Regions from separate parts of the Mus musculus genome. Here regions 1, 2, 4 and 5 are each linked to region 3. The links are chromatin loops, found by intact Hi-C in ENCODE. Cell type or tissue: heart. All regions are shown on one strand. Each heading gives the region's core, and the rest is flanking DNA. Links, peaks and the distances in the headings are about the cores only. Region 1 holds the start of Sart1 (squamous cell carcinoma antigen recognized by T cells 1). Region 2 has its middle 8.5 kb from the start of AI837181. Region 3 holds the start of Mus81 (MUS81 structure-specific endonuclease subunit). Region 4 holds the start of Drap1 (Dr1 associated protein 1 (negative cofactor 2 alpha)). Region 5 holds the start of Banf1 (BAF nuclear assembly factor 1).

What was found. Peaks named below come from ENCODE experiments on the same cell type or tissue, not always from the same donor. Only the 100,000 strongest peaks of a DNase experiment are listed, where the experiment ranks them.
Region 1: a loop joins it to region 3, with 6 times the contacts of the local background. A loop is called at or near these places in 4 of 42 quality-filtered maps.
Region 2: it touches region 3 in a loop (6-fold over the local background); 13 of 42 quality-filtered maps call a loop at or near these places.
Region 4: it touches region 3 in a loop (9-fold over the local background); 13 of 42 quality-filtered maps call a loop at or near these places.
Region 5: a loop joins it to region 3, with 5 times the contacts of the local background. A loop is called at or near these places in 6 of 42 quality-filtered maps.

Annotation. Positions count from the first base shown.
Region 1 is chr19:5,385,944-5,391,777 of GRCm38, reverse strand. Sart1 (squamous cell carcinoma antigen recognized by T cells 1) reads left to right here and starts at 3,075. Exons shown (of 20, transcript NM_016882.3): 1 at 3,075-3,463. The coding sequence starts at 3,151. It overlaps Tsga10ip (testis specific 10 interacting protein), which reads left to right. Exons shown (of 8, transcript NM_001373978.1): 6 at 765-864; 7 at 1,051-1,169; 8 at 1,581-1,731. The coding sequence ends at 1,716. It overlaps D330050I16Rik (RIKEN cDNA D330050I16 gene), which reads right to left and starts at 3,442. Exons shown (of 1, transcript NR_033224.1): 1 at 1,709-3,442. In heart, for the core only: no CTCF peak of the experiment used is centred there; DNase peaks (open chromatin) are centred at 1,837 and 2,997; H3K4me3 peaks cover 3,698 bases; H3K27ac peaks cover 2,895 bases.
Region 2 is chr19:5,430,678-5,436,511 of GRCm38, reverse strand. It overlaps the pseudogene Gm25432. Among named protein-coding and RNA genes, the nearest start is that of AI837181, 8.5 kb to the right of the region's middle. In heart, for the core only: a CTCF peak has its summit at 3,384 (motif pointing left); DNase peaks (open chromatin) are centred at 2,921, 3,451 and 4,401; H3K4me3 peaks cover 1,422 bases; H3K27ac peaks cover 1,988 bases.
Region 3 is chr19:5,485,389-5,491,222 of GRCm38, reverse strand. It overlaps Mus81 (MUS81 structure-specific endonuclease subunit), which reads left to right and starts at 2,844. Exons shown (of 16, transcript NM_027877.4): 1 at 2,844-3,235; 2 at 3,332-3,461; 3 at 4,116-4,198; 4 at 4,635-4,736; 5 at 4,875-4,943; 6 at 5,109-5,194; 7 at 5,598-5,735. The coding sequence starts at 3,101. It overlaps Cfl1 (cofilin 1, non-muscle), which reads right to left and starts at 768. Exons shown (of 4, transcript NM_007687.5): 1 at 621-768. The coding sequence starts at 623. In heart, for the core only: CTCF peaks have their summits at 2,735 and 3,209 (motif pointing right); DNase peaks (open chromatin) are centred at 772, 2,052, 2,852, 4,822 and 2 weaker places; H3K4me3 peaks cover 3,213 bases; H3K27ac peaks cover 4,372 bases.
Region 4 is chr19:5,422,669-5,428,502 of GRCm38, reverse strand. It overlaps Drap1 (Dr1 associated protein 1 (negative cofactor 2 alpha)), which reads left to right and starts at 3,524. Exons shown (of 7, transcript NM_024176.2): 1 at 3,524-3,830; 2 at 4,070-4,142; 3 at 4,228-4,321; 4 at 4,612-4,731; 5 at 4,850-4,943; 6 at 5,084-5,172; 7 at 5,478-5,699. The coding sequence starts at 3,789. The coding sequence ends at 5,583. It overlaps AI837181 (expressed sequence AI837181), which reads right to left and starts at 3,359. Exons shown (of 2, transcript NM_134149.2): 1 at 3,195-3,359; 2 at 1,186-2,552. The coding sequence starts at 3,334. The coding sequence ends at 1,796. It overlaps 4930481A15Rik (RIKEN cDNA 4930481A15 gene), which reads right to left. Exons shown (of 4, transcript NR_027938.2): 4 at 5,656-5,834. In heart, for the core only: no CTCF peak of the experiment used is centred there; DNase peaks (open chromatin) are centred at 2,362, 3,502, 4,052, 4,272 and 4 weaker places; H3K4me3 peaks cover 3,694 bases; H3K27ac peaks cover 2,751 bases.
Region 5 is chr19:5,362,875-5,368,708 of GRCm38, reverse strand. Banf1 (BAF nuclear assembly factor 1) reads left to right here and starts at 1,833. Exons shown (of 3, transcript NM_011793.3): 1 at 1,833-2,141; 2 at 2,753-2,891; 3 at 3,551-4,076. The coding sequence starts at 2,769. The coding sequence ends at 3,697. It overlaps Eif1ad (eukaryotic translation initiation factor 1A domain containing), which reads right to left and starts at 1,896. Exons shown (of 6, transcript NM_027236.2): 1 at 1,499-1,896; 2 at 433-651; 3 at 179-287; 4 at 1-92. The coding sequence starts at 519. In heart, for the core only: CTCF peaks have their summits at 1,035 (motif pointing left) and 2,244; DNase peaks (open chromatin) are centred at 2,038 and 2,920; H3K4me3 peaks cover 2,853 bases; H3K27ac peaks cover 2,218 bases.

The DNA.
Region 1 (5,834 bases), core at 607-5,606, 99 kb after region 3:
AGCCGGAGCTTGGACCCAGCCTGCTAGCCTAAGTGTGGCAAGCACCTGCACCTGCTGAACCAGCTACACACCCTCAAGCTGATTTTTATAAACAGGAAAACTTGCTCTAGTGCAGTCCAGATCTTTGTTTTCTATAGTCTCATTCTTTAATCCAGACTGGCCTATAATTTACTTTGTAGCCCAGGTTGGCTTTGAGTTCAGGCAATCCTCCTGCCGCAGCTTCTTAAATGTTAATCACTAGTCTAGCTTTGGGAGATGTTCTTTTATTTGCAATTCCTTGGTTCCTCTGTCGCCTTCTAAGCTATCTACACAGAGAAGGCACAGGGTACCTAGGAGCGCTGCCTAACTCCTGCTGTAGTGAAGAAAAATGGACTCCCCAGGTCACACACCCCACAGCATCCTCAATGGGGGAGAATAAGGGGAGGTTTACAAACGGAGGCTGTAGAAGCAGGAGGTCAAAGCCAGGAGGACAGGTTCCCTCCTTTGGGTGTAGCCATAAGGGTGGGCAAGCCCTGGATGTACATAGCCTAAACCTGGGACAGGTGCTTAATCCTACTATCTAGGCTAAGTCCCCACCACCTTTATGAGCCAGCAGTAAAATGGTGATCCCACCCAAGCAATGCAGGGCTGGAGTGGGAGTGTAATGGCGTTGTGAGTGTCAGGGGAAACTTTTATGTTGACAGGCTTCAAAAAAGACCAGCAGGCTCTACTCTGGGGAGTGGCGATGTTCAGCTGCCTAGAGGCCTGTCTTGTCTCCCTCACAGGCGCAAGGAGCGACAGCGTTTTGCTGAGTACCAAGCAGAGCTCCAAGGTATCCAGCATAGGGTGCAGGCCCGGCCCTTCCTGTTCCAGCAGGCCATGCAGGTGAGGGCTAACAGCTGTGCAGGCCCACCTCCATCACCACCAACGGAGCTGCTTCGACAAGTGTGTAGTGAAACAAAGTTGGAGTAGGGTCCTATCTGTCCCCCCTTCTTAATAATCGGAGCTCCATGGTGACCCCAAGCAGCCTTGGTGAAGGGTAGGAACCTTTTTTTTTTTTTCTCCCATCAGACCAACGCCAGACTCACTGCAAATCGGCGCTTCTCCCAGGTGCTGTCAGCACTGGGGGTAGACGAGGACCAGCTGCTGGCCGAGGCAGGCAATGCTGAGAGCACCCCCCGGAAGCACAGGTGAGGGGGGACAAGGTACCCGCCTAGTGTTCTCCATGTCACCCAGGGCTATTGTCCCCACCTTCCACTGAGACCAGAGTAGGACCTTACTTGAGGACAAAGGAACAAATACACAGTAAAGCTAGTCTAGGACTCTAAGCAAGATAAGCCAAGCAGCTGGTGCCACTCTGTCACCCTTCAGACTGTCCCTTACACCTTAGAGTGAGGAACCTGGTACAGAGAAGGGATTGTAAGATTCACTTCACAGTAAAACCAACCCCCAAACAACTGAGACTGCAGGAGGGGGTGTCACTTTTCAGGGTTACACAGCAACTAAGTATAGGACTTAGATTTAGATCACAGGGTAAAAGGCTGCACTGGGCATGGAAGAGGGTGCTGTGGAGCCCACTGGTCTCCATCTGTGTCTTTAAGGAGCAACCGATCACTTAGAGCAGAAATGGAGCCCTCTTCTCAGAGCCCCCCCAAAACAGAGCCAACCAGCAGCCAGCCTGGAAGACGCCCCTCCCCAACCCTGGACCCAGACTACAGTCCCCGAGAGAAAAATTAAACGCTTTATGGCCAAGTACAGTGTGAGACTTCTGAGGGGAGTTGGCTGTGGGTCGGAGATAGGTAGCGGAAGTGGGTGGCAGAGGTTGAGCTGTTTCCCCCACGCCCTGGAAACCCAGGCTACACCTCATTCTCAACAAGCCGTCTCTCTACTGAGGCGTGGGGCACCGGAAAGGAATCCGCTGAGACTTTGCCATGCTTTCCCCAACATGCCAGGGGACCTAGAAATCTTAGTGAACAGGACCCTGCCTCTGAAGGCGCTCAGTCTCGGGGTGGACCTTCAAAGGTGCCCATCCCCCACACCAAACCACACCAGCGAGGTGCTACACCGGAAGTCCAGAGAGGAGCAACGACTATCAGATGGGAGTGTGTGAACCCTTAACTTAAACCCTTAACCCTTTACTCAACCCAAAACAAAGCAACCAAACTAAACAAACAATCAAACAAACAGAAACCCAGGAAAAGTCGAGAAAAGCATGTAATCCCAGCCTGGGCTACATAGTTAACAGGCTAGACAGAACGGGAAAAACAAAAAAAGGAGGGAAAGCATATACATGCACAAATGTGCCGAATTTGCACTCAAGCCTGGAGTGGCCATGCACACGAGAGGCTGACAGAGGGACTGTGGTGGGTTTGAAGACAGCCAGGGGTAAGTAACAAGTACTAGACCTACCTTTACAAAAAAAGAAAACTAGAAACAAACCATCACTCAGTATCACCAGGTTTATAGGCACAAATTCAAAGAGCACTCCAAAGCCTAGTTAAAAAGGTCCAATCCAGCTGGGCGGTGGTGGCGCACGCCTTTAATCCCAGCACCTGGGAGGCAGAGGCAGGCGGATTTCTGAGTTCGAGGCCAGCCTGGTCTACAGAGTGAGTTCCAGGACAGAGAAAACCCCTGTCTAAAAAATAATAATAAAACGGTCCAATCCATCAGTCTAGGGGACATAGGATGACGGTAGCGTTCGCTAAAAGAAAGAGTATTTTCCAACTCTGGATGGAGCCCCGGCACTAGGGAGCTTGCTTGGACAGTCACTGGAGAGGGGGCTGCCCACAGAGAGACTTGAGGCACAGAGCACCACGAAGCGATCAGAGTGGAAGGGGAAGGAGGCAGGGGAAACTTCTAGCTCCGGAGATGATGACCCAGTACCATGCTAAAGTTCTTACGGCTCTACGACTACCATCTTAGATGGCGCGAGAGGGTGGACGGCGCAGTCTCTACAGGTGCGCGTGCGCAGAGACCAGTAGCTGGCAGGCGGGACCGCGCACCCTCAATCAGTCCCTCCCGTGAGCCTTTGGAGGTTCCCAGGCAGGCCCCGGAAACAGCCCCTCTTAGTTTCCGGCAACAGGAACGGGGCGGTCGCGCGACCCGGAAGCGTTCCCATTTCGCGTCGTCTGGGCTAGGGTAGCGGCCCGGCTCCAGGCGGACGCAATAATCATGGGGTCGTCAAAGAAGCACCGTGGCGAGAAGGAGGCGGCCGGGACGACGGCTGCGGCCGGGACTGGGGGCACGACCGAGCAGCCGCCACGGCATCGCGAGCATAAGAAACACAAGCACCGGAGCAGCGGCGGCGGCAGCAGCGGCGGCGAACGACGGAAGCGGAGCCGGGAGCGTGGGAGTGAGCGCGGGAGCGGGCGGCGTGGGGCGGAAGCCGAGGCCCGCAGCGGCGCGCACGGTCGCGAACGAAGCCAAGCGGAGCCCTCGGAGCGGCGCGTGAAGCGGGAGAAACGCGATGACGGCTACGAGGCCGGTGAGGGCGGGGCCCGGGGGCGGGGCAGGGTCTTGGGATGCCCAGGACGGAGGGTACGGGAGGACCTCGAGGGCCATCTGCCTCTCGGGTTAAAGACGTCCTCCGGGTGTTTGGGGTTAAACGTTGACGTCTCCACGTTAAGCTTTAAGAAGACAGGAGTCTTCCTGCCTTCCCTGTCTTCCTGGCACTTCACAGCAATGCATTGGGTGGGTGAATGAGGTGGGACGAGCGTGTACAGACAATCGACCAATAGCTCATAGCGGAGACATGAAGCAGTAAGATAGGCTTGGGTCTGAACCAGCGCTGTAAGCCCTGTTGAGAAGTTTGGGCTTTGTTATGAGGATGGTAGGGAGCCAAGGATTTGAGTAAGCAAGTGACTTGAATTGCATGATATTTTATGAAGATCAGTGGGTTGAGAGCTTGTCAAACGTAGGACCAGAGATCAAGAGATCGGGAGGGAGGTCCAAGCAACCAGGTGAGGGCTAATAGTATGCATGTTTCTCTATGCAGCGGGCCGGAGAGAAGTGGACAGATTGAATAGGAATTCGGTCTGATTGGCCTGGTGAATGGAGGTGTCATCTGTTGGAACTGAGTTTAGAAGAGAAGCAGATTTGAGGCAGGGGAGAATGACACAGTTTTGGGAGAACTTTATGTTTGGTGTATATGGGAAACCTTACAGTTTAAGTGAGATAGAGTGACTTTGGGCTGGTGTGTATTCAGGAAACCAAAGAAGTGCCTTAGAACATGTGGAATGAGAACGAGAGTCAGGCATAGAACCTGCTAAATTCCAGTAGTTCAGTTGTGGGCAGAGGAACATGTTGAGGAGCATAAATAGTAGCCAGTGGCAGGAACCCACAGTCTGCCCATAGGATCTATGCAAAGAGAGCATTGCTGAAGTGTGATCCACCACAGGACATTAATCTTTTAAACAAAGGATTGTTTTTATGTTAATGCATTTGAGTATTTTACCCTCATGTGCCCGTGCCAGCAGAGGTCAGAAGAAGGCATCGGATCCCCTGGAACTGAATTAGATGGCTGTGAGTTGCCATATGGATTCTGAGAACCAAATTTGGGTCCTCTGTAAGAACAGCAAGTGCTCTTATCCCCTGAGACATCTCTCCAGTCTCCAGATCAGAAATTTTCTTGAAAGTAATCTGCTAGTTGGAAAAAGGGAGACTTGGGACTTGACAGTTCCCACAGAAAGTGGAGTGGTGCCAAGGCAGAGAAAGGGACTGTTGGGTTAAAGAAGAGAGTGACTGCAGTGGTTGAATACGGCAGAGATTTTTGAGAAGATGCCCTCCTGGTAGGGCCTGGTTGGGGGAGCTAAATTTGATGCATCTTCCTCTGTATGGTGTTTGTTGAAGTTCTCTTCTGTTTGTGGGATGGGTAGAGCAGGTCCAGGGTGCATGCCTGCTTATTTATGTTCTTGTTTATGTACATGTACCTGTTCAGCAGCCATGGATGAGCTGGGTTACCCTGAAAGGGGGGCTGGAAATGAAAAGGACTGGGTGCGAGAGAAGGATGAAGCCAAGACAAACGTTTCTGCACGGCTCAAAGTTCAATAGTCAGCCCTGCATTTATATAGGGAGAGCCCGCAGATTTGTTTCTGCTGGACTGAGCTGCAAAGTGAGCTCAGTGGGCAGTCTGCTCCTGTGGGAAGTTGACTCCACCTGGGTCTGGGTCGTTACTGTAGCCTGCTCAAGGCTGGGGGAAGGGCACGTGTATACATCGGGCGTGGAACACTGCTGTGGGCAGAAAGGGCCAGAAATGGTGAGCAGTGCTGTGCAGTTGAAGGCAGAGCCTTAACTCTGGTTAGTAATTGAACAGGGCTTCATGGTGGTTCGAACTCAGAAGTCCACCTGCGTCTGCCTCCCAAGTGCTGGGATTAAAGGCGTGCCCAGCCCACTGCCCGGCTCTTGATTCTTGATAGAATTTTATCGGGGCTGGTGAGATGGCTCAGTGGGTAAGAGCACCCGACTGTTCTTCCGAAGGTCTGAAGTTCAAATCCCAGCAACCACATGGTGGCTCACAACCATCCGTAATGAGATCTGACTCCCTCTTCTGGAGTGTCTGAAGACAACTACAGTGTACTTACATATAATAAAAATAAATAAATTTAAAAAAAATAAAAATTAAAAAAAAAAAAAAAAAGAATTTTATCATAACAAGAGCAGAAAGGACAGTGGAGGCTGAAGGTACAATATGGAGTGCCACAGTGAGGGATGCAGAAAGTTGGGCTGTTGGGTGAGAAGGGAAGGTATTGGAAGAGGCAGTCCTGCCAGCCCAGGGCCTGGGTAGGAGCTGTCAGGGAGCTCGGGAAAAGCTCCTGTCCTTTACCCAGGTGCTGGTGAGGGGCCCTTGTCTTTGACCT
Region 2 (5,834 bases), core at 475-5,474, 55 kb after region 3:
TCCTTGGGAGCTTTCTTTTTCTTGGATTTAGGTAGAGAGACAGGTGGGTCTTCCATTCCATTTTCCTGGGGTTTTAACTTCTTTTTCTTCTTAGATTTTTCATTTACCTCCTCACACTCCTCTGGGGTACTGCTGTTTTCTGACGAGGCCAGGGCCAGTGCAGCCAGTCGCTTCTTTTCCTTCTTCAAGCGCTTCTTCTCCTGTTTTTCCAGCTTTCTGGTGATTTCAGCAGCCGCTTCCTCTGAACCACAGCTTCCTTCATGACATCCAGGTTCTTCCGTGGGATCTCTCCAGTCTCATAGAAAGACAGCCGTTCCTCAACTTGTTCTCGGAGTTTTTCCCCAAATACACTTGTGGGGACCTCAGAGAAGCAATCAATTCTTGAGGCAATACTGCATTTGTTTGCTAGGTATCGGGAGATACGGCCTTTGTTCTTTGCAGCTGCTCGGCCAATGAAGGTGGAATGAAAAATGAGTCCATATTTTGGTGTGTTACCCCTTGTCTTCAGGGCTCTGGAAACTCGGTCCCCTTTTGCTGGGCCCTGGGAATCACTCAGACACCAGGACTGGCCAGTATTGCCTTTTTAATGTTTTTTTTTTAATCTATTTGATTTTAAAATAGGTTCTGTACCTGTGCCTGTGGGTTTGAGCACATGAATATAGGTACCCAAGGAAGCAGTAGAGGCTGCCAGACCTGGGTGCTGGGAACTAAATCTTTGTTCTCTGGAAGAACAGCAAGTGTTCTTAATCTCTGAGCTACCTGGCAAACTCATTCTATTTATCTGTTTTTAGCTTTTTGACACAGGGCTTTACAACGGAGCCTTGGATGCTCTGGAGCTCTTTAGGTAGACCAGGCTAACCTTGGACTTTTAGAAATCAGGCTGCCTTTGCCTCCTAAGTGCTGGGATCAACGGTGTGTACTGACCCTCTCTCTCTCTCTCTCTCCCATGCTTCCTTCCTTCCTTCCTTCCTTCCTTCCTTCCTTCCTTCCTTCCTTCCTTCCTTCCTCTCTCTCTCTCTCTCTCTCCCTCCCTCCATCCCTCTCTCTCTCTCTCTTTATTTCTTTCTTCTTCCTGTTACAATAAAAATCCAACACCAATAAGCCCACACAGTGAGTTCTGGGCTAGCCTACTACAGACCCTGTGCAAAAGCCACACAACTAAGTCGTTATATTTATAAGCTATATGCCTACATTGGGCAGATCTGCCACTACACGACTCTATTCCCCAGCTATGAGACCCTTGCTTCGCTCAGCTTCTCCAGGTCATGTGGTTCTGCTCCATCCTCCTTCCACCTCTTCTTCCTCTGCCCTTCTTCCCTTACCATTCCTCTCCTCTCTAAAGCCTCCAGCCCCACCTTTTCCTTCCACTGCCCAATCACAGTCTTTAGCCTTTATTGACCAGTTAAAATGGGGAGGAGGTTCATATGAAACCACTTGAGTATGTGATCCACTCCTCTTTGGGGCAGCTCCTTGTGAGGAAGCAAAATTAATATCAGAATACAACCCACAATTTTCTTTTCTTTTCTTTTTGAGATAGGGTTTCTCTGTGTATCTCTGGCTATTCTGGAACTTGAAGACAAGGGTGACCTCTGCCTTTGGAATGTTGGGATTAAAGACATGATCTATCATTCCTGGCTCTTAGAAGATCTGTCTCTTTGTCTCTGTCTCTGTCTCTGTCTCCGTCTCTGCTCCCTTTCCCTGCCCCCACTATGTGTGTGTGTTGTGTGTGTTGTGTGTGTGTGTGTGTGTGTTTCTGCAGAGGCCGAAAGACAGTGCTGAGTCCTCTGGAGCTGGTGGCTGTGAGCTGTTTGACATGTGTGCCAGGCACTGAACTCAGGTCCCTGGGCAGAGCAGCCAGCTCTCTTAAGCACTGAGCCATCATCCTTCCAGCCCTTTAACTGGTCAATAAAGGCTAAAGACTGTGATTGGGCAGTGGAAGGAAAGGTGTGGCTGGAGGCTTTAGAGAGGGGAGGAATGGTAAGGGAAGAAGGGCAGAGGAAGAAGAGGTGGAAGGAGGATGGAGCAGAACCACATGACCTGGAGAAGCGGAAAGAAGCAAGGGTCTCATAGCTGGGGAATAGAGTCGTGTAGTGGTAGATCTGCCTTCTTTTTCACCCATCACACACTGAGTTCCTGGACCCAGGAGATCTAAGGGTGGAGGTGAACACTGGGCCTCTCAGTCCCACTGCAACCCACGTAGCTAGGGAGGCATCAGGCTGTGGGAGCAGTTCCCGAGAGAGGGAAAAGAGACTGTAGCTGGCTAGATGTGTCAGCGAGGCTGGCCAGGATGTGTCAGATATCCTTTCTTACCCAGTGTATAACTAAGAGGCTCACTGTAAGAGCAAACGCATATACAAACCCCCTTGGCAACCATCCTTAAGGTAGTGTATATGTCTTAGCTTAGTCCCTCTTTGCAAAACCTCCTTTTATCACGGTGCAAACTTCCTTCGGTGTCTATGGCTCAGTCCTTTCATTTGTATCTGCTTTTTGGGTTGCTTGGGGGAGTAGACAGGTTAAATCATGGATAATGCTCGGAGGGAGACTCCCAGAAATGCAAGAAACATGTTAGAGTTCTCTCTTGCTGATAAGATTGGTGCCATGTAGCCCATTTCCTCTTCTGTGTGTCCACAACGGCTCTGTCCAATTAGCCTGACCCACTGAGTGGGTCCTGTTCCATTTAAACCCAAGCCCAGGAGGGTTGGAGCTTGTCTAGCAGTTTTTCAGCTCTTTCAAAAGCCCAGACCAAGGACTCCCCTCCCCCATAAACACTTCCGGTCCCCAGGCTCCCAGGAGCCTGCCCTGCTGATCGCAGCGGTGCCAACTCCTGCTCTGGCCAGGAGTGGGATGAGACGCTTATCCTGGGATGAAAGGCTGGCGGGCCTGGGCTGCACCCACAAAGCGCCCCACCCGAGCTGTGAGGACCTCCAGGCACTGGTGTAAACTGAGTCATGGGGGGCAAGGGAGTGAGTCATGGAGCCTGAAAGAGAGCCAAGTGGGGCAAAGCTTGCCTGCGCCTGCGCAGGGGCTGCTTGCCCCACCTCAAAAAGCCATAGCTGTCAGGCCCCCTGGGGTACTTACAGACCGAGATGACCAGGACCATCTGGGGCAATTGAGCCAGACTTTCCCTGTGTGTGTGTACATTTCTGGGCGTGTCTGTGTGTGTCTGTGTGTGTGTGTGTGTGTGTGTGTGTGTGTGTGTGTGTGTGTGCACGTGTGTGTGTATCTCTGTTTCTGGGCATGTGTGTGTGTGTGTGTGGGGGGGCTATGTCTATGTGCATATATGCACACGATGCAAGAGGTGAGCGTCAACACAGGAAAGGGAAGCTTGTTTGGTCAAAAGTCAAAACTCTGGAGAGGTTCTGGCAGGAACTTCACTGCCCTCTCCTGGCCTCTGAACGTTTGGCTGACTTATTTTATTTTATTTTATTGTGGCAGCCAGTTTTCTCTCCCTTCAGGAGCCGCAGAGGAGGCCTGGTATGGGACTTGGCTATCCTCCAGGGTGCCTGACAGGCATAGCTGGGCCCAATGGTAGAAACCAATCAGACTTAATCTTAAAGAGGCTTCTGCCTCTGCGAGCTAGGATTGCTGGGGGACCAGAGACAGAATGCCCTGATGCCCTGATGTAGGAGGCATCCTTAGGAGCTGGGCAGGCCACTAGAGCATCTGTAGTCTTGGCTCTGTCCAGTTTTTACTTTCTTGTTTGTTTTGAGACAGGATATCATGTGGCCTAGACTGGCCTCACACTGCTGTGTAACTGAAGTTGAATTTGAACTCCTAACCTTTCTGCCTCAGCCTCTCGGGTGCCTGACTCCACTTTGACCATCTTAGCATCTTTTAATCTCATTTTTCATCAATAAAAGGAGTGCTGTGTGGGGTGGAGAGAGCTAAGGAATATAAGGTACCCAGTGTTTGCCTGTGCAGAGCAGGCCTGTATAAGTGTTTGCTCTTACGATGAGCCTTGCTTGTTTCGTTCATAAAATAGACAAGAAAGGATACCTGAGCTGTCCTGTCCAGACTTCATTCCAGTTGCAATCTCTAGTTTCCTTTCTTGAAAAGCTGTCCCCACAAACCTGCTCCCTGCCCTCTCATCCTTCTGCCTAACTCAGGTATACTATCCCCTCCTAGGAGGCCACTGGCCAAAGAAAAACCAGGTGAAGTGTTTCTCAGACTAGTGCCCTTAGCTTTACCCTTCAGTGCCTAGGGCATGTACGTCACAGAAGTGGGGAGTTTCCCTCCTCAGTGAATCAGCCCTGTGACCCAATCTTCATTCCTGCCAAGGCCCCTCCCAGTCAGCAAGAGCGGGGTGCAGCTGGCCTACTAGGAAAATCCCCCAAATCGTGCCAAAGCTTTGGTGGAAGCATCTCCCAATCCAGCTGTGCCCTGTACTCCCGGATTCTGCCCCAGGTCCTAGCTGGAGTTGGGGGTCAAATAGAGTCTCTCCTTCCCAGAACACCCCCTTGTTCCAGGGGCTTGAGGTTTGCAGTGTACTAGGAAGGCATGGCAGGGTATGTCTGTCTCTCAGGCCTCTGTCAGACCTCTCTCAGTTTTACTAATGGAGCAGACACAGGGGTTTGTCTAAGTTTGGCCAGCTCCTACACAACCCAGTGTTTCCATACTTCCATGTAGGCAGGAACTGGCTAAGCAAGAGAAGCCCTGCTAGCCCAGGTTTCGGGGAAACCCTTAGCTTGTCAGAGGAGCAGTCCTCCCTGTAGGCTGGAGAGACTCTTCCTTTCCAGACAGGCTGCACTCAGCTTCTTGATCAGTGTTGGAGGAATCTGTGTTTGGGCTCTGCTTGTCTCCCATGTGAGTCCGAGAAGCTACCTTGTGTACTTCACAAGTTAACCCTATGTCCCTGCAGGGCACTAGTTCTCTTTGCAGCACCTCTGCCTCAAGAGCACGTTCAGTAGCAAGACTTAAGCATGTAGCAGCTGCTCTGGAGTTGAATGAGTTCAAGTCTTGGCTCTGCCATATGCTTGCTCTGCAGCCTTGAGACAATGAACTGGAATTCTCTGGGACTCAGTTTCCCTTTCTGCAAAAATGGCAAGAATGCCAGAGCTCGAGGCTGCAGAGGGGGCACACACGAGTCAAGCACTGGCTGTGGCAGAGGACGCAAGTGTCATTCCAAACATCCACACGGTAGATCAAAACCATCTGTAACTCTAGTGTCAGGGAATCCAACATCCTCTTCTGGCTTCCCTGGACACAAAGAACACACGAGGCACACAGACAGACGCACAGGAACAACGTCCACCACATAAAATCATTTAAAAATAAAAGAACTAAATGGAGCTTAGATAATGTATGGTTTTCATACAATCCCTCTGGATTCAAGAATGTTATTTGGTGCTTGCACCAGGCTTGACTCTGATCTGGATGCTGAAGGTGCCCTGAGGATAAACTAGTCATTGTCCTTGAGAGTCCCTAGACATATAGATTGAAAGCCACACGTAGGAGAGCCACACGGTTAGAAAGCTAGTGGGTCTGAGATGTGCCATAAGCTAGCAGTGGTGATGTCAGGCATGCCAACAGAGGTTACCCATCAACAGAGGCATCAAAGTGGGAAAGGGTAGAACGTGGGCAGGAAAGCCGTGTTCTAGAGCAAAGATAAAGATAAAGCGGAGAGATCAAACAGGTGGAACTCACAATACCTAGATCTGATGCAAGTCTTTTACTTCATGATCTCTGAAGAAGTTATTCTGGACTGGGAGATGAAATGTAGACATCACTCAGCCTTAGTAGAGGACAGTCTGGGTCTGTGGTTTGGGGACCAGCAGGAGACAACTATCAACCAAGTGATTGCCAAGTAACCGCTGATTCTGTGATGGGTACCACAC
Region 3 (5,834 bases), core at 595-5,594:
AAGTGGGGCGATAGCCTGTACAGGAACCCACTCCGTGACTCGTGTTGCAAGAAGGCTCCAGAACCAGCGTCTCAATCAGGTTCCCCGATGCCTCAGCATCTCCCAGAGCCACACCGCGGCCGCCCCCGCCCCGCCCTGACGGCGGAATCCCTGCCACCTGCTGTGGAGACCAACCTAGCCGCAGAGGGAGGATGATGCGGGGAAGGGAACAGCCCTTGGGTGGGGCGCGCGCCGACACCTCGCGCGCTTTTCCCTAGCGGCCCCGGGCCAGGGTTTGGATGCCGCGTGCTCTGGTCCAGCGCGCGCCATCGAGAACCAGCGAGCGTTGCCCGAGGCCCCGCACACTGGACCCCTCCCCCACGGCCAGTGGCCGCGCTGGCGCAAAGGCAGGATGGGGGAGGGGAGAGGAGCCAGGGGGCGCGCGAGCGACGTCCGAATCGGCCCTTCCCAGCGCCCGGAGGCGCGCACGCGCGGCCTGCCCTTCAATGAGACCCTTAATCTCGCTCGGGGTGCTGGGGGATGGGATACCAAGACCGCTTCTCTGCCGCCCCCACCCCGCCCGGCGCGCAAGCGACGGATCACGAACCCACTTCCCTCGGGCGCAGTGGCCTAATGCTCACCATGTTTCCGGAAACGAAAGGGAGACAGAAAGAGCAACTGAAGACCTGAGCCGCCGCAGCTGCTGCCGGGATCCGACTGAACGCGGCCTCTCCCGGCCCCTTCCGTTTAGTAGGAGCCGCACAATGAGGGGCGGGGCGGCCTTCCGGCGCTTGCCGCGCGGGCCGACGGGAAGTGAAGTCCGAGGATTTTGCACCGAAATAGAACTAGCTGCTACCGGGTTCCGCAGAGCTTGAGGCGCAGAGTAGGCGGAGGCCGAGAGGCGTGGGCTGTTGCACGGAGAGTGAGCCCATTGGTGCAATGGACCAAAAAACGCTCTGAGCCAGAGGCCCATCGTTTGATAAAAATGACCTGAATATAATTCTCTACTTTCTTTATCCCAGAAATTAAGTGGTTTTTTGTTCTTTATGGTTCCTGAAAAAAGATTTTGAATCATCAGCTTGGGATCCTCTCTCACAGAAAAGAGAATCGCCAAGTATAACGGTGTCTTCAAGCCAATAGAAATGCTCCCGTGGAGTAAAATTTCAACAAATAGGATTTTTTAAAAAACAGGAAATGCTAACATAAAAAGTTTGAGAGCTTTGGCGTTGTCTAAAGACGTTTGGCAAATTGTTAGATCAAACGTAATTCATGGGGGAAGGGTGAAGAGTTGTGCACTAAAAATTTCCTTATGGCCGGGCATGGTGGCGCACACCTTTAATCCCAGCACTCGGGAGGCAGAGGCAGGCGGATTTCTGAGTGCGAGGCAAGCCTGGTCTACAAAGTGAGTTCCAGGACAGCCAGGGCTACACAGAGAAACCCTGTCTTGAAAAATCAAAAAACAAAACAAAACAAAACAAAACAAAAAAAAAACTTCTTTATGTTTCTTTTACGATACAGGAAAAGGAATACTTCAATTTAATTCCAGAGTTGATAGGTTTATGATCATTTTAGCACAAAGACTGAAGAGAATCTATATGAAAGCAAAAGTTTAAAATAAACTGGGGTGGGAACTCCAGGAGAATTTCTCTGACCTGAAACAATGACCATGGCCTTAGAAAAAAAGGGCAAAGTCGCAAACAACTCAGAGGCAAAGGAAACCGGGGCCCTTGACCTCCCCAAGCTGAATAAAGGGTGTAAAAGAGGAGCTTCCCCAGGAGCGAGGCAGCACGCAGAGGATGCCGGGGGTTGTAGTCAGGGGATTGTAGTCAGACTGCACCCGTGGGCTACACTGCGGGAGCTCCAGGTGACTGCACCCGTGGGCTACACTGCTGGAGCTCCAGGTGGAGGCCGAAGCTTGACCCCCTTCTCTCCCAAGGGCCCCTCCTAAGGAGAAGGCTGGCTCCACCTTTTTCGAGACTAGCAGTTTCCCAGAGCAACGGGGGGAGGGGCCACGCAGTTACCCTGGAGACGCACTCCTTCCGCCCCTGGTCGCGGGATGCCCTAGATGTCCTTATTAGGGCATAAGCCTCCAGAGGGCGTGCCCAGTCCAAGCGCCAGCTGCAGGCTCCTTATAAGGCTGCTTGAGGAAAGAGGCGGGTGCACAAAAGCTAGACTGAGAAGAGGGTCTGCGAATTGGGCTCCCGACGACTTCCGGAGTGACAGCGTGACAGCTGAAGACCGTGCGTTGTTCCAAACACTGAAGGGACCTCTATGTTCTATTGAGCCCTGTGTCCCTCAGCTTGAGACATCCCTGCCCCAGCAAGGTTCCCACCTTCATCCTCCCTGAGGCTCCTTCACTTTTAATGAGCCACAGAAGCGAAGTGTCTAACTAGCATCCCCGGGATCCAACCATGTGCCCACATTCGAACTCTCCACCTTCTAGGATACACCTCTTATTCCTCCTTGAAAGGGAGGAATTAAATACACATCTTCGCCATTCACCTAGCCTGAGTCTTCTGTGCACAAATATCCCCGACTTGGCACATTTCGAGATCTTTCTGCTTCTGCCTTAGCTTTATTTCATTCCTTGTACCCCTTTAAGATGTCCCTCCCACAAATATTCTTGGACTTGTGTCCGTCCCTCTCCTCCACTTTTCTTAAGCCCTCTTTTTCCCAGCCTCTTCTACGATAGTGAGCCTGAAATAGCCTTATGAGACCTTGAAGCAAGCCAAGTTCAGGTTTCTGAGTGTACCCCCACACCGGCCCTCCCAGTCACAGGGGGCGCTGTCCTCCTTTTTAACAGTCAGTACACAAAAAAAAAGAGTCTGCTCTCGAATTTTTGGGTGAGAGGAAAGGGTGGGTCAAAGCTCCATGGCCTGGGTGGGGCCTGTCCAAAAGGCTGGTGCCGGCGGGCGAATGGGGGCGGTTCTAAGGAAAGGCCGTGCAAACCGAGCTAGCCTCTTACTGCATAGTACATGGCGAAAGGAGGTCATTCCATGAGCTGGTGCCCTGCTAGGTTGGAGAGACCCTACCCTCAAACAAGTGTTCTTATACCAACTGAATTGTCGCGATCCTAGTCTCAGGGGTTTTTTGAGACTCTGAAGGAGCCAGTCTAGTTCTTATGGCGGAGCCGGTCCGCCTGGGCCGGAAGCGTCCGCTGCCCGTTTGCCCCAACCCGCTCTTCGTTCGTTGGCTGACCGAGTGGCGGGACGAGGCAGCCAGCAGGGGGCGCCACACGCGTTTCGTGTTTCAAAAGGTGAGTCCCAGCTGTTTCTGGTGACAGTGCTCTGGCAGAGTCAGGTGATCCGTGAATCCTAGTTTGATAAGCTCTCTTCTCCCTTGTGTTCGCCAGGCATTGCGCTCCCTCCAACGGTACCCGCTACCATTGCGCAGCGGGAAGGAAGCCAAGATACTCCAGCACTTCGGAGACAGGCTCTGCCGCATGCTGGACGAAAAGCTGAAGCAGCACCTAGCATCAGGCGGTGAGCACCTCAGGGAGTTGGTGTCTCCTAAATTTCTTAGGTGCAGGCTGTGTCTACTCTGGCTTCAAATTACCCCCTCACAACGTGGTTGCTGTTCGACCCACGACTAGTGATTGTTGATGCTCCCTAAGCCTCCTGGTTCTCAACGAACAGAGCTAGCCGCCTGAGATTGGTGGCATTGTGAAACAAGTCTGTAACCATTTAGGAGGTGGGGGTAGAAGACTCAGGCGTTCAAGAGCATTCTCAATTTCATAGTGAGTTCGAGGCTAGCCTGGGCTATCTGAGACTATCTCCAAAAAAAAAAAGTGACATGGGTAGGGCATGGTGATTTGTACTTTTAATCCCAACACCCAGAAGAAGCAGGGGCAAGAGAATCTTTGTGAGTTTGAGGTCAGCCAGGGCTTGACGCAGTGAGCCCCTGCTTCCAAACCAAAACCCCAATTCGGGGGAATCCAGCCCCTACTTCTGACCTCTTCTAGTATTGCATGCAAGTGATGCATAGACATACTCACAGGTGAAACACTCATACACATACAAGAAAACACAAAAACGTTTTAAAATATGACACTCAAATTCACACACTGAGCAACTCCATCTAAGCTCCTCCGGGCAGCCAGACTGTGTGCAGGACTAACTCTCTTCTGATCTCTATAGGTGACCATGCCCCCAGCTCACCATCTGGAAAGAAGGGAGCCAGCAAAGGGCCACCTGAGCAAGTCCAGGACTCTTCCATGCCAGTGAGGATTGGGAAAGGAAGTAGAAAGCTAAATGGGGGGAGGGGTCGTTGATTGTAGACTTCTTGGTTTGAGGGGTTGAACAGCCCTGGATCCAGCTCTTATTGATTGAGATTGGCTTGGGACAGTCTCTTACCCTCTTTGAGAGGCACCACCTTAAATCCTAAGTAGGATTATTGGGATCACGGTAGTCAGACTCCCAAAGAGAGCTGCCAAAAGATCCAGCCCAGGAAGTTGTGGGACGTGTACCATGTTACTGTTCTCCAGGGGTTGGGGCTGGGCCTGGGCCTGGGCCATACCCCCAACTTTTGCTCTGGCCACCATCACATTCCAGATTTACTAGGGCTTGTAGCCTCATCTCCCTCGCCAGGCCCATGGGGCCTGCTGAAACCTCAGCTGACAGGCATTGGAATTCAGCGAGCCCCTCTGTCTCTCTCAGGTTCCCACCCAGCCTCAAGCAGGAAGCACCAGTGTTGGCTATTGGCCAGCTCAGAACTCAGGTGCTCGAGAGATCCTGCTGCAACTCTACAGGGAGCACCTGGTGAGCAAGTCAGGCGCGTGGGTGGGGCAAAGCAGCAGGCTCACAGAAATATGCCTGGACAGCATGCAAACTGGCCACCGCATAGCAGGGGGAGGAGCGCTGGACCTGAACCTACGCTCACTTCAACCATTGTTTCAGAATTCTGATGGCCACAGCTTCCTAACCAAAGAGGAGCTGCTGCAGAAGTGTGCCCAGAAGACCCCCAGGGTGAGCATCTTCTGAGAGTGGGCAGGTAGATCCCATGGCAGCTCTCCCTCCATGGCAGGCACCCTTGGTATGCAGCCTGATCCAAATGTGGCATATGGCTAGGGGCCCGGGAAGTGTAGGCTTGGAGTATTAGGGACTCTCTGAGGGTCTCCATCCCTTTCACAGGTAGTGCCTGGAAGTTCGAAACCCTGGCCTGCCCTCCGGAGCCTCCTCCATAGGAACCTCATCCTTGGAACGCATCGGCCAGCCAGGTTGGGCGAGCAGCAGGGAGCACACAAGGCAGGGATGGGACACATGCAGGAATTAGGACATTCTTAGCCTCTCTCATGGCCCAGAAAATCTCACACCTGGTGCTACTGAGCCTGGGGATGGCCAGCCTGCCTGCTAAAGAGCCTGATATTGGAGATCTGGAAAGTATAATCCTCTGAGGGGAGGGAGGACGGTGTGGTGCTGAGTGAAGACAGGGGAAGGACTTGGGAGACACATCACAAAGCTGAGACACAACTAGGGAGGTCCTGAGGAAGTTGACCTGAGGGACAAGGACACAGAGGAGATGGAGAGCCACTGAACTTCTATCCAGGCTCACCTAATGGACAGAAAGAGAGCGTGCCAGGGATAAAGAAGACGGAACTTCATGTGTCCCTCACCTCCCAGGTATGCACTCACACCAGAGGGTCTGGAGCTGGCTCAGAAGCTGGCCGAGGCGGAAGGCCTGAGCACTCGGCACGCTGGCTTTAGGCCAGAGGAACATCACGGAGAGGACTCAGCAGTTCCAGAAGCCTTGTCAGAACCGTAAGAAAAAGAAATGGGGGCAGCCATACCTTTCTCCCTGAGACTAATAGCTGAACCAGTTGCCCCTGGGATTTAGGGGAACTACCCTGGCACTGAAGG
Region 4 (5,834 bases), core at 421-5,420, 63 kb after region 3:
TGACCTGAGCCGGATCCTTGGGAGCCATATGAGGGAAACCCACTTCTCCAAACATGTGAGGCAAGCAGACTCGGTACCCGCCCCCTGAAAAGTCATTTTATATTTTATTGTTTTCAATACTTTGTAAAGATTTTTTTCCATGTATGGGAGTTTTGCCTGTATGCATGTCAGAGCAGCATGTGTGCAGTTCTTACAGAGGCCAGAAGAGGTCATTTTATCCCCTGGAACTGGAGTCACAGGCTGTTACTAATCACCACCATGTGAATTCTGGGAACCAAACTAAAGGTCCTCTGGAAGAATAATTAATGCTCTTAACTGCTGAACCATATCATCAGCCTCCTTGCCCCAACCCCATCTCTCTTTTGAGACAGGATCTCACTGTATAGTCCAGACTAACCTAGAACTCAGAGATCCAACTGTCTCACAAGTACTGAGACCAAAGGCTATGAATGTTTTTGAGACAGGGTCTCACTTTTATGTAGGTAGCTCTGGCTGCCCTGAAACTCACCTTGTTAAACAGGCTAACCTTGAACTTACAAAGATCCAACAGCCACTGCATCCCAAGTGCTGGGATGGAAGGCATGTACCACTATGAACAGAAATTTTTAAAAACCTAAAAGCTGGAGATGGTGGTGCAGGATTTTAAATCCAGAACTTTGGGAGGCAAACACAAATGCATTTCCCAGAGTTACTGGCCAACCTAAGGTACATAGTAAGTTCTAGGCCAGTCAAGGCTACATCGAGAGACTTTTTTTTTTTTTTTTTTTTTTTTTTTTGTCTTTTCGAGACAGGGTTTCTCTGTGTAGCCCTGGCTGTCCTGGAACTCACTTTGTAGACCAGGCTGGCCTCGAACTCAGAAACCCGCCTGCCTCTGCCTCCCAAGTGCTGGGAGAGAGACTCTTTCTTAATAAAATAAAATGTAAAACAAATATACCTTGGGACCAAAAGAATATACCAAAAAAGGCCTTGGGCCTTTCTGGAAAGACTTAAAAAACTGATTTTGATCCATGGTTACAGAGGGGAACAGCTCTGAAGAGGTTCTCAGCGATGGTGCCTGGCCTCCGCACAGCAGCACACTACTTTCACCACTGAGGGAGGAGGAGAAGGCGGCCCACTCAGGCTGGAGCTGTCTCTTCCGGCCCCATCTTTCCTCGAGAGCCAACACAGATAACCATCAGGACAGTGTTTGTAAAAAACACTCAAGACACAGACCCGAGCTGGGTTTTATTGAAATGTCAGGAGCAGGCACATGTCAAGGTAGCCAGGGAAGGGGTGGTGGTGATGCAGGCTATGAGTTTGCAGGGAGGAGCAGACCCCATGTCCATGACCCTGCGTCTCCTCTTGGCCAGAACATGTACAGGTCCCAATAGCATGCTTAGTCCTGGAAGGGCCCGGCCACCTGGACTATGATGGCGCCAAGGGCAGGGGCTGGAAGCACTAAGTTTTCTCCCTTCTGAGGGAGGAAAGAAAAGGAAGAATGCAGGCTAAGTATAGTGGGGACAGAGGTGGCCAGGACAGACTTCCTCGAGTCTCTGCACCCAAGCTGTGGTCCTGGGCAGTGGTGGGGAGCAGCATCAAAGAGGGCCGCCGAGGGCCCCGCCCTCCAAGAGCCAGAGCCCCCAACCTGTGAGGGTGGGAGTTGGCCCTGCACAAAGAGAGCAGAAGTGCAAAGGGACTGAGTGCAGGCAGTTCCCACGCCAATGAGTCCTCAGGGCTAAGGAGCTCAGCCTTCTTGGGACAAGGAAGAGAAGAAGGAAGGATCCAAGCAAAAGGTGGTCTCTCCTGCTCGGCCCCATTAGGTCAGTTCTACATTGTTGGCACGGTCCAGCACTCGAGAGCCACGGGTATTGCCTCCAAGCTGGAAACGGCTCTCATAGAGAGTGGGGCAAAGGTGCCAGCGGTTGGCTCGGTAGATGCCCAGGTAGGTGTAGACATCAGGTTTGTAAGTGAGCAAGCACTTAATGCCTGCAGCACGAATGGCAGAATCTGCTTCCAGCACACCCAAGCGGTCCGTGAAGTCGTCCGTGTAAACACAGATGACCTGGCGCCCACCCTCTTTGGCCCGTGGGCTCACCTTGGCCACCTGGAGACGGCCCTCAACTACAGCCCGGGCAATGCCAGCCCAGGCGTGGTCCAGCTTGAAGCCAGGTGACAGGTGAATCAGCCACTTGCCGGAGAGCACATGGTGGGTGATGGCCAGCTGGCGCAGGGTACCTGGTGTGATGGGTCGCCCACTGGTCTGCAGAGCCTCCCAGGCCGCCTGCAGCCCTTGTACATCCCCTGAGTTGGGGGTGTAACCCTGCCCATAGGCTGCAATCCAGCCCACAGGTTCAGAGTTGGGTGAACCTGGGTCCCCATAGCGAGTAACTTGAGATGGTGGGTACTTGGCCAACCAGGCATCCAGCTCTGTGGCAGGTGTGGTACGGGCATCAAATACCAGCCAGGGGTCCATATCGGCTGCCATGGCCTCTGCAGCCAGGTGCTCAGCAGTGAAGCCATCCTCCCGGCCACCTGGAGAGTCTTCCTCTTCCAGCTCCTCATTTGGTTCCATCCTGTTGTGAGGGAACTGAGTCAGAGGTTTGAGACAGTAAATAAAAAGTGCTGGGTCCTGGAGGGTGCCAGGCACTGCAGTAAACTGTGGCCCTGGGCAAGACATAATGTCTGTGCCTCAGTTGCTTCATCTTCACAATGGGTAACAACTGATCCTGTCTAGATTTGTCTCCAGAATAAGACGCCTGAGGTGGAGTAGCTATAGTTAGTACTACTTTCACTGCTTACAAACAAGGAAATTGAAACTCTTAAGAAAAGGGGCTTGCCCAAGGTCATGCCCGTAAAGAGCGCCAGAGCTTAAGTGTGAACTGGCACGGGGCTCGGCTACACCACCGGACTAGAGTCCTGCAAGGTAGCGCGGCGCTGCAATATAATGGACGTAGGCAAAACGCAGGGTCGCCAACCTCAGAGGATGGCTGTAGAGGGCCAGGCCTCCCCCGGTGAACGATTGGGGGCACCGTGAAACACCGAGGCTCTGAGCCCCAGAGAGGGCAGCGGCCCATCAGGGGGTCAATGGGTACCATCCAGACTCGAACCAGATAGGACCAGGCCTGCGCGAGGACCAGGCTCCAGCCCTACCACATCCGCCGCCATTAGTGCCCACAGCTTAAGGGTTGCCGTCCCTCTCGCCACCCCGCAGTCACCTCCGGCCTTCACTCCGTTCCGCGCCAACCCAACTTCGGGCCCGGCTCCGTTCCTGCCCGGGATCTGCTGCGCCGCCGCCGCCGCCGCCGCCACCCCCGCCGCGCCCCGCCCCTGCCACGGCCGCCGCCGCCGCCGCCATCTTAGGGTCCCGCCACCTCAACAACAACTTTATAGACAAACACAGTCACGGGGCGGGGCCAGAGGCGGAACCAGAAGGCTAGGGGCGGGGGCTCCAGGGGAAGGGGCGGGCAGCGTCCAGGGGCGGAGCCGGCGCGAGAATCCCGGGAGGTGCAGGTCTTCGGGAGGCGGAGCTAACGTTCGTACTTTAGCTTGGGGGGCGGGTGGGCGTGGCGGGCGAGCCCGGGGAAGGACGCGCACCGCCCCAGAGGATCCGAAGCCCAGCGCTCGAGTTTGGGGAGCTGCTTGTCTACGGGCGGCACTAGGACCCTGCGGGAAGTGGTGTAGGCGGAGTAAACGGCACCAGGACCCGGGGAGGGTGGGGGGGGGGACCGCGGCGGGCCGGCGGCGGACAGGCCCGGGGCCGGGAGGCTGCGGGCGGCGGCGCTGGGCCCGGCGCAACGAGAGGCCCCGAGATGCCAAGCAAGAAGAAGAAGTATAACGCGCGGTTTCCGCCGGTGAGCACGTGGCCCGGATGGGCCCCGGCAGGCAGGGCTCCCGGGAGGCTTGGGCCCAGGTCCTGCTGGTGGGGGGGGCGGGTGCCTTTAGGTGTTCACGGCCTGACGCCCCGCCCCTTCCATGCCCTCCTGACTTAGCGCCCCCCGCCCTCTTCTCCTTCTCCCGGGATACCCCCGGTTCCCTCTGTCCCCCGTGTTAGGGACGCAAGAGACGAGCTCTGTCCTCTTCCTTTCGGCAGGCGCGGATCAAAAAGATCATGCAGACGGACGAAGAGATTGGGAAGGTGGCGGCAGCTGTGCCTGTCATCATCTGTATCCTACTAGGGGCCGGTTGGGCTGAGGGGCGTGGGGCGGGACTGCGGCACTCCCCTTTTTGGATTCTCCTTGACGTCTTCAGCCCGGGCCCTTGAGCTCTTCCTGGAGTCCCTGTTGAAGAAGGCTTGCCAGGTGACCCAGTCTCGAAATGCCAAAACCATGACCACGTCCCACCTGTGAGTGGCCGCCGAGCTGGGAGGGGCTTTTGAGGAGGCAGAGTTCCGACAGGGGGAGTGGTGCAAGGCCCAGGGAGGCCAGCTTTGTGGATTTGGACTGATGCAGGAGAGATTAGGTGTTTCAGGTGCAGGGAATACAACCAGATCCGAGCCACCGGCCCTCCCAGGAGGCCTGGTGGAAGTAGGGGTGTTTTTAACGTTCCACTGTACTGACACGAAGAAGTTGTTTGTATCCTTCCCTAAGTGTTTTGGGGGCCCCATTTGAACCCCTTCCTTTCCCACTTCTTTAGGAAGCAGTGCATTGAACTCGAGCAGCAGTTTGACTTCTTGAAAGACTTGGTGGCATCAGTGCCTGACATGCAGGGGGATGGGGAGGACAACCACGTGGATGGGGACAAGGGTCCTCGAAGGTGGGTAGCCAAGACCCGGTATACAGGTGGGGAAGGCCAAGGCCACAAGGTTGGGGGTGGCTGGGGGATGAACCAGGAGGAGAGAGTCCTCGTGCAGATGGACTGTACCTTCCCGAAGGGGCCGGAAACCGGGCAGCAGCGGCAGGAAGAACGGAGGCACGGGAAGCAAAGGCAAAGACAAGAAGCTGTCCGGGACAGACTCTGAGCAGGAGGTGAGTGAGGCTGATGGGTGATGGCCTCAGCCTTGTCTGCTGCCTCTTGTTCCTCCATCTCCATTCCTCTCCCAGGGTCTGGGCTCCCCAGAGATGGGCCCGGGCCCTCTCATTAACCCTGACCCCTTCCGTGCTCTCAGGATGAGTCTGAGGATACAGATACTGATGGGGAAGAAGAGACACCACAGCTTCCACCCCAAGCCAGTCACCCTCCTGCCCACTTTCAGAGGTGAGCACCCCAGGAGCACCAGAAAGGGGCACGCCAAACTCCCCATAGCCAGTTAGGTTTGCTTCCCTGGCCACTTGATGGTGGCGGCTGACTTAGGGAATGGGAGGGGACATTAGACACAAGACATTGTTCTGAGAAGGTCTTGTCTCCACGGTAGTCAGGGAGACAGTCTAAAGAGTGGTCCTCTCTGGCACCTTCCCTCCTGGGGGGACGACCACATCTGCCTCTGCCTCTGGAGGAGGGGGTGGGGCCTGTGGGCTGGGCACAGCATAGTGGCAAGCCTGATTTTCTCCATTTTGTCGCAGCCCTCCAACTCCCTTCATACCCTTCACATCTCCCCTGCCTTTGCCACCAGCACCCCCCGGCCCCTCAGCAGCCGATGCAGAGGATGAAGAGGATTATGACTCCTAGCGCCCTGTGCCCCTGTACCCCAGCCATGCTCTCTTCTAGTTAGTATTAATTGCTTTGGGGAGAGGAGAAAGGTGGGATTGTTCTTAAATTTATTAAAAAAAAAAAAAAAAAAGGATTTTGGTTTCTTTTCATCCTGTGGCTTTGTGGCTGTATTCTTATTGCCCACCCACCTACTTCCCCACATGAGGGGCAGCAGGGATGGTGTGGGGGCAGCCAGTGATTGAGCAAAAACGGGGAGTCTGACAGGAGTC
Region 5 (5,834 bases), core at 288-5,287, 120 kb after region 3:
TAGAGAGCGGACATGGTTCTTGCAGAGCACAAAAGAGATCTCAGCCTTCACTTTTTCTCCTTCTTCAATAGGGTCAACAATGAGGAAATCCCCTGTAGATGATAAAGGATAAAGCCACTCCTGTTATGGAGAAGGAAGTCAAGGCCATGGTTCCGTACTGTGAAGGGATGCTTCTAACCTCTCTTGATCCAGATGTTCTTGCGGTATTTGGAGGGCATGCTCACCAGGAAGCGCTGCCCCTGTGCTGTTTCCACCTCATGCAGATTGTTCCCAGGAGTCCTGAGGACCTGGTCCAGGAAAAAGCGAGAACTAGCCACTTCATCAGTTAAATCAAGCATGCTCCGACCTGCACTGAGCCTTCCCTTTCCACACCCAGCGGTGCAATGGGAGCATTGGGAGGAGGACGGGAAGCCCGAGACAGGCGGCACTCACTTTCACTATTTGCTGGTGGTCAGAAGGCACCATGTGCTCCCCCAGCACCTCCTGCACCACATGCTTCCTCTTGCTGGCCTGAGACATGCTGGTTTCTGTCCAGGGTTGTTAGGGTGCACAGACTGTCAGTTCTTCTTCCAGAATTATTTGGATGCCAGCCTTAGAAGCCAGGACTGCTTTCAAGAGAAGCAGCCTTATACGAAAAAGTGCCACCTCGCCCTGTTAAAAACATGCACTTTAGGGGACAGCAGGACTTGCTGCTCTGGCAGAGAACCAGGTATGGTTTCCAGCCACAGGGGATTCAACGCCCTCTTTTGAGACACACATGCAGGTAAAAACACTAATACACATAAAACATGAATGAAATCATTGAAAGACAAATCACAGACTTAGCCAGGTGCTGGTGTATATCTTTATTCTTAGCACTTGGGAGGGAGAGGTAGGCAGAAATTTGTTGAGTCCTGGGCCAACCTAGTCTACATAGGGAGACCGTAAACCAAAAACAAACAAGCAGGACCTTCAAGGGCCAGGGAGATGTCCTATGAGCCAGCACCCACATCAGATGGTTCACAACCACCTTTAACTCCAATTCAAGGGCATCCACCGCCCTCTTCTGGCTTCCGAGGGCACTCACAACACCACCCATGGGGGACATCTTTAAAAAAAAAACAAACCAAACCAGGAAACACAGGTTTTATAGTGTCAGCTGAGACGTCAGGGTGGCTCAAGCCTTCGATCTCAACACTAATCCCAACCCACGGAGCACGGGGCCGGCCCTCTCAATAACAAAGAAAAACTAAGTAAATCGGCGAGATCACGGAAACTACCCAGCACAGGGCAAGCCCTGAGTCCTACGTCTCAGTCCTGTTAGGACGGCGACGCCTCCCCCTCCCAGGCCGATCGGTCATCCCGCCAAGCTCTCTGAGCGAAATCTAAGGTGAGCTGCGTTCCGCCACAGGCTTCAACACCCAAGGCAGGAGAGCCACACAACGACGGCCTCCCGACACATCCCAGGCACGGAGCGACCGACGCGGCGCCCAGCACGAGAGCTGCCCACGGAACTCACCCGCTCGGCGCCACACCAGCACGCTCCGCTTTCCAGGTTGACGGCGACAGTAGCTCGTCCACGACGCGCCTCGACAGCGAGGGACCAAAGAGCAAACAACTGTGACCTGCAGGTGGCCCCGACGGTAACGCCGGTCTGGACGCTCGGCCCCAATCCTCCGTTGTTCCTCCCTCCCGTCTGCCGGTCTGAGGTGACAGACCTGAGGAAACCGCGCCGGGAATTGCGATTCCGGGGCGCTCAGAGGTCCTCCGGATTTCCCGCCCCCTCTTCGTCCGTCCCTTTAACTCTTCCCTCCATCAAGTGAGGCAAGCCTAAGTTCCGAGTGCGGGGCAGGAAAACGCATTCTCCTCGGAGGTCTCGATCCCACAGACCGGAAGGGCCGCTGGAGAAACAAAAGCCATCGAAAGCCGGATGGCTTCTTGAGAGGAACCGGAAAACAGCGACCCCCGTGGGCGCCGCGGCTGGCGATTGCGCGTCAACTCTATGGCTCCGGGTAGCTAGACCTGCCCAGTTTGGGGATTAGTTTTGAAGGTCGCGCATAAAACGACCCGGAAGCGGAAGTCGAGGAACCGTCTCGTAGCTTGAGGTCTGGGCGGGAGCGGCCGAGTGGCGCGAGGAGCCGTTACCAGAGCCGGAGCCTCCGGTGAGCGTGAGAAGCGGAGTGGTGCTCCGGCTGGCGTGCGGTGGCGGCGCGCAGAGGCGGGAGGGAGGGGAATCCATCGCGGAGGCGCGCCTTTGCAGCGGGGCAGCCCGAGTCTGCGGGAGGGGCGATGCGCGGTGTGTCCGGGTGGCGGCGCGTGGAGGGGGCGGGGCGCTCGGAGCGGGGCGGGGCCTCAGGGCGGGGCCTGCGGGACCTGAGAGGCGTGGAAGAGGCCGGCAGCCCGAGTGAGGGCGGCGAGGCTGGCGAGAGCCGCGTGCTGTTCCTACCACGTGTTAGTTCCCAACGGGGTCAGTGTCTGTGTAGCCAGGGTCGCGGGCTGTGAGGGCTTCAGGGCGGACCTTGACTACTGAGTCTGGGAGTCGCTCTGTTGCCTTAGGTGCGCCACCAGCTAGTGCAAGCTGATATATCCAATATACCCAAAACCAGGACCCACGGAAAGTGGAAATTTCCGAATAGCCGGGGATGGGTTGGGGGGACTCAAGGGAGCAGCCACAGTAGCTGTGGTAGGATATTGCCCTTGGGACTTGTGGTCTTCAGCCCTAACCTACTTTTCTTTTTTTTTTTTTTTTTTTTTTGGCGGGGGGGATTCCCAGGTTAAGCCTGATCACGATGACAACCTCCCAAAAGCACCGAGACTTCGTGGCAGAGCCCATGGGGGAAAAGCCAGTGGGGAGCCTGGCCGGGATTGGTGACGTCCTGAGCAAGAGGCTGGAGGAAAGGGGCTTTGACAAGGTGTGGGGGGGCTGCAAATGCCAGGGAGGGGTAGGAGCGAAGGTTGGCAACAGGTGGTACCACGCAGATTGGGAGTGAGGCCCACACATGTTTGGGGGGTACCTGGGGAGGCATGGTGCCTCCTTCATTTTTGTGTTTTGTTGAGACAGGGCTTCTCAGTGCTAGGATTAAAGGTGTGGCTCACTGTCCCCTGCCCTTTTGTGTGTTTTAAATATCACGAAAATGAAACTAGGCATAGTGGATTGTGCTTATGACCCTAACACTTGGGAAGTTGAGCTAAGAGGATTCCCGTGGGATTTAATGCCAGCCCTGACAACAAAGGAACAAACCCTGTCTTTCTTTTTTTTTTTTTTTCGAGACAGGGTTTCTCTGTGTAGCCCTGGCTGTCCTGGAACTCACTCTGTAGACCAGGCTGGCCTCGAACTCAGAAATCCGCCTGTCTCTGCCTCCCAAGTGCTGGGATTAAAGTCGTGCGCCACCACTGCCTGGCAACAAACCCTGTCTTAATCAAAATAAAAATGGCCTTGCCCTCTGAAGTATTTACCACCTAACCCTCCCTAGCTTCAGAGATCTGGCCTCTTCGGAGTGGTATCAGCGTGGACAGTCCTGTTGCTTTAGCCCATGAGACACTTAGCCACATGCCCTTTTCTATTCTGCAGGCTTATGTGGTCCTTGGCCAGTTTCTGGTGCTAAAGAAAGATGAAGACCTCTTCCGAGAATGGCTGAAGGATACATGTGGTGCCAATGCCAAGCAGTCCCGGGACTGCTTTGGGTGCCTTCGAGAATGGTGTGATGCCTTCTTGTAGTGTTCTCTGGGGATCCCTCATACCCCAGCCACAGCACAGTTTCCAGAGTCTGCAGCAGGGCAGGGCTCCTCCCTGTCCTCCATAAAGGAAAAGATGGCTGTTGTCACCCTCACCTCCTATGTACTCCAGGGTCTATGGGGAGTTCTCTCCCCTCAGCGTTTCAATCTTTCTGGGATCGTTTCCCTTGCATGCCTTTCCCTTCCACCTCCCCCTGCAGTTCCGTGGCAGCAGTTACCAACTTTCCTGAATGGATTCCTGGCCCCCTTCTCCCTCACTATCTGTTGGATGCCCTTTGGCTCCTTTCCTTTTTTTGGCAAAAACAGTCACTGTCCTTATAAAAGATTTTTAAATTAATAAAATCAGTGGCCTTCATACTTGGTGTTCTGTGTCAGAGAGCAGATAGGCTGGGGAGTTGTGTATTCCCAGGGCTGAACACGTCTACTTCATTCGTTATCAGTGCAGACCGAAACTGGTGCCTTCTATTTCCCCTCCCAAGAGGGAGCCACCCTAGCCATGTGGGCTCTGGGCAGGTGCCCTGGGTGTCCCAATTCCTAAACATTGTGGGAGAGAGTGTGGGTTGGCTTTTTTCTCCTGGGAGCCAGGTAGGCTGAAGGCTTCCAGATGTCAGCAGTCAGTCTAGGCAGCACCTGGTGGAAAGTCAGTGGGAGTCAAAGGTACCAGGAAGCGGGTGGATGGGATGTGGGTAAGAGGTCACCTGCCAGTCATCATAGCATGTGCTCTTAGCGTCTGGCAAGAATGAATGGGTGGGACTTTTGCTGTTTGCCAAGCTACCATAGAAAAGGAAGGAAATGGTTAAACTTGAAAGCCAAATCCTACTTCTATTGTTTTCAAGCTCATATTGTGAGCCAACCCTGAAACTAGTATCTTTGTAAGCACTTATTACATTTTTTATTTTGGAATGGTAAGAGATTTGGAGCTTAGAAAGCTAATTTGCCCTTGAACTTTCAAGAAACTAGCCACTGGAGCTCAAAGTGTGTGGGAGCCTGTGTTCCTGTGTCATGTAACCCATGCTATGCTTTTTGAGCTTCATACGGTGAGGGTTGTGGGGAGCAGGTACAGTGCTGTGTAACAATGGTTCCTGCTTGATAGTCATTCCTTCAACAGAAAGTATCATTGAACAATGGCTTGATTATACAAATGAAATGCTTTTCTGCATGTTTACTCTCCAGGAAGGTAAGGATGGCAGTACGGGACTGGGTGTGAGATGAGACAATTCTCATGGTCATTTGATAAAGGGAAGGTTAATTAATAGGGTGGTCTCTCTCTGTTCTGCCTCGTGGGGGCGCATGCCTTTAATGCCAGCACTTGGGAGGCAGAGGCAGGAGGATCTCTGTGAGTTTGAGACCAGCCTGGTCTACAGAGTTCCAGGGCAGTTAAGGCTACATAGAGAACCCTACCTCAAAAAAAGAAAAGAAAGGAAAGGAAAAAAGAAAAGATGGTGTCTAAAAAAACTAGAAACTTAATTTAAAACCTGAGTAATGAGATGAACACAGCGTGGGTAAAGATATTCTTATCAATAAAATCCCCACCCAGAATTCATATCAGAGCTGCAGTCTAGGAAGTGTCTGGGACTTGGCCCAATTGGAACATTGCTTGAGGTGGTCCCTGGACTCACTAATTCGGGAGATATGAGCATGCAGACCTGAAGTTCAAGGTCATCCTTAGCTACGAAGCAAGTTCCAGGCCAGTCTAGGGTGCATGAGAGTACATCTCCTGAAGCAAACGGTCTGCAGGGATGGCTCAGGAACTAAACGCTTGCTGTGAAGGCAAGAGGACCCAAGTTCAAATCCGTAGCACCCACCTAAAACCAGGCATGGTTGCTTGTGCCTTTAGTTCCATCACTCCATTGTGTCAGGGCAGAGAGAATCCAAGAAGTTCTCTCCGGCTAGCCTAGCTGAAACAGCTTCAGGCTCAGTGAGAGCCTCTCAGTAAGAGGAGTGGAAAACGTTAAAGGACGATGCCTCACATCCTCCTCTGGTCTCCACATGATTAGGCAAGGAACCACTCCTCACCACACACATACATATGCACACGGGGACACAGGCTGGGGATGTAGCTGTGTGGTAGGATGCCTAGCACTCATGAGCCCATGGGTTCAGTCCCTAGTAGTGAAAAA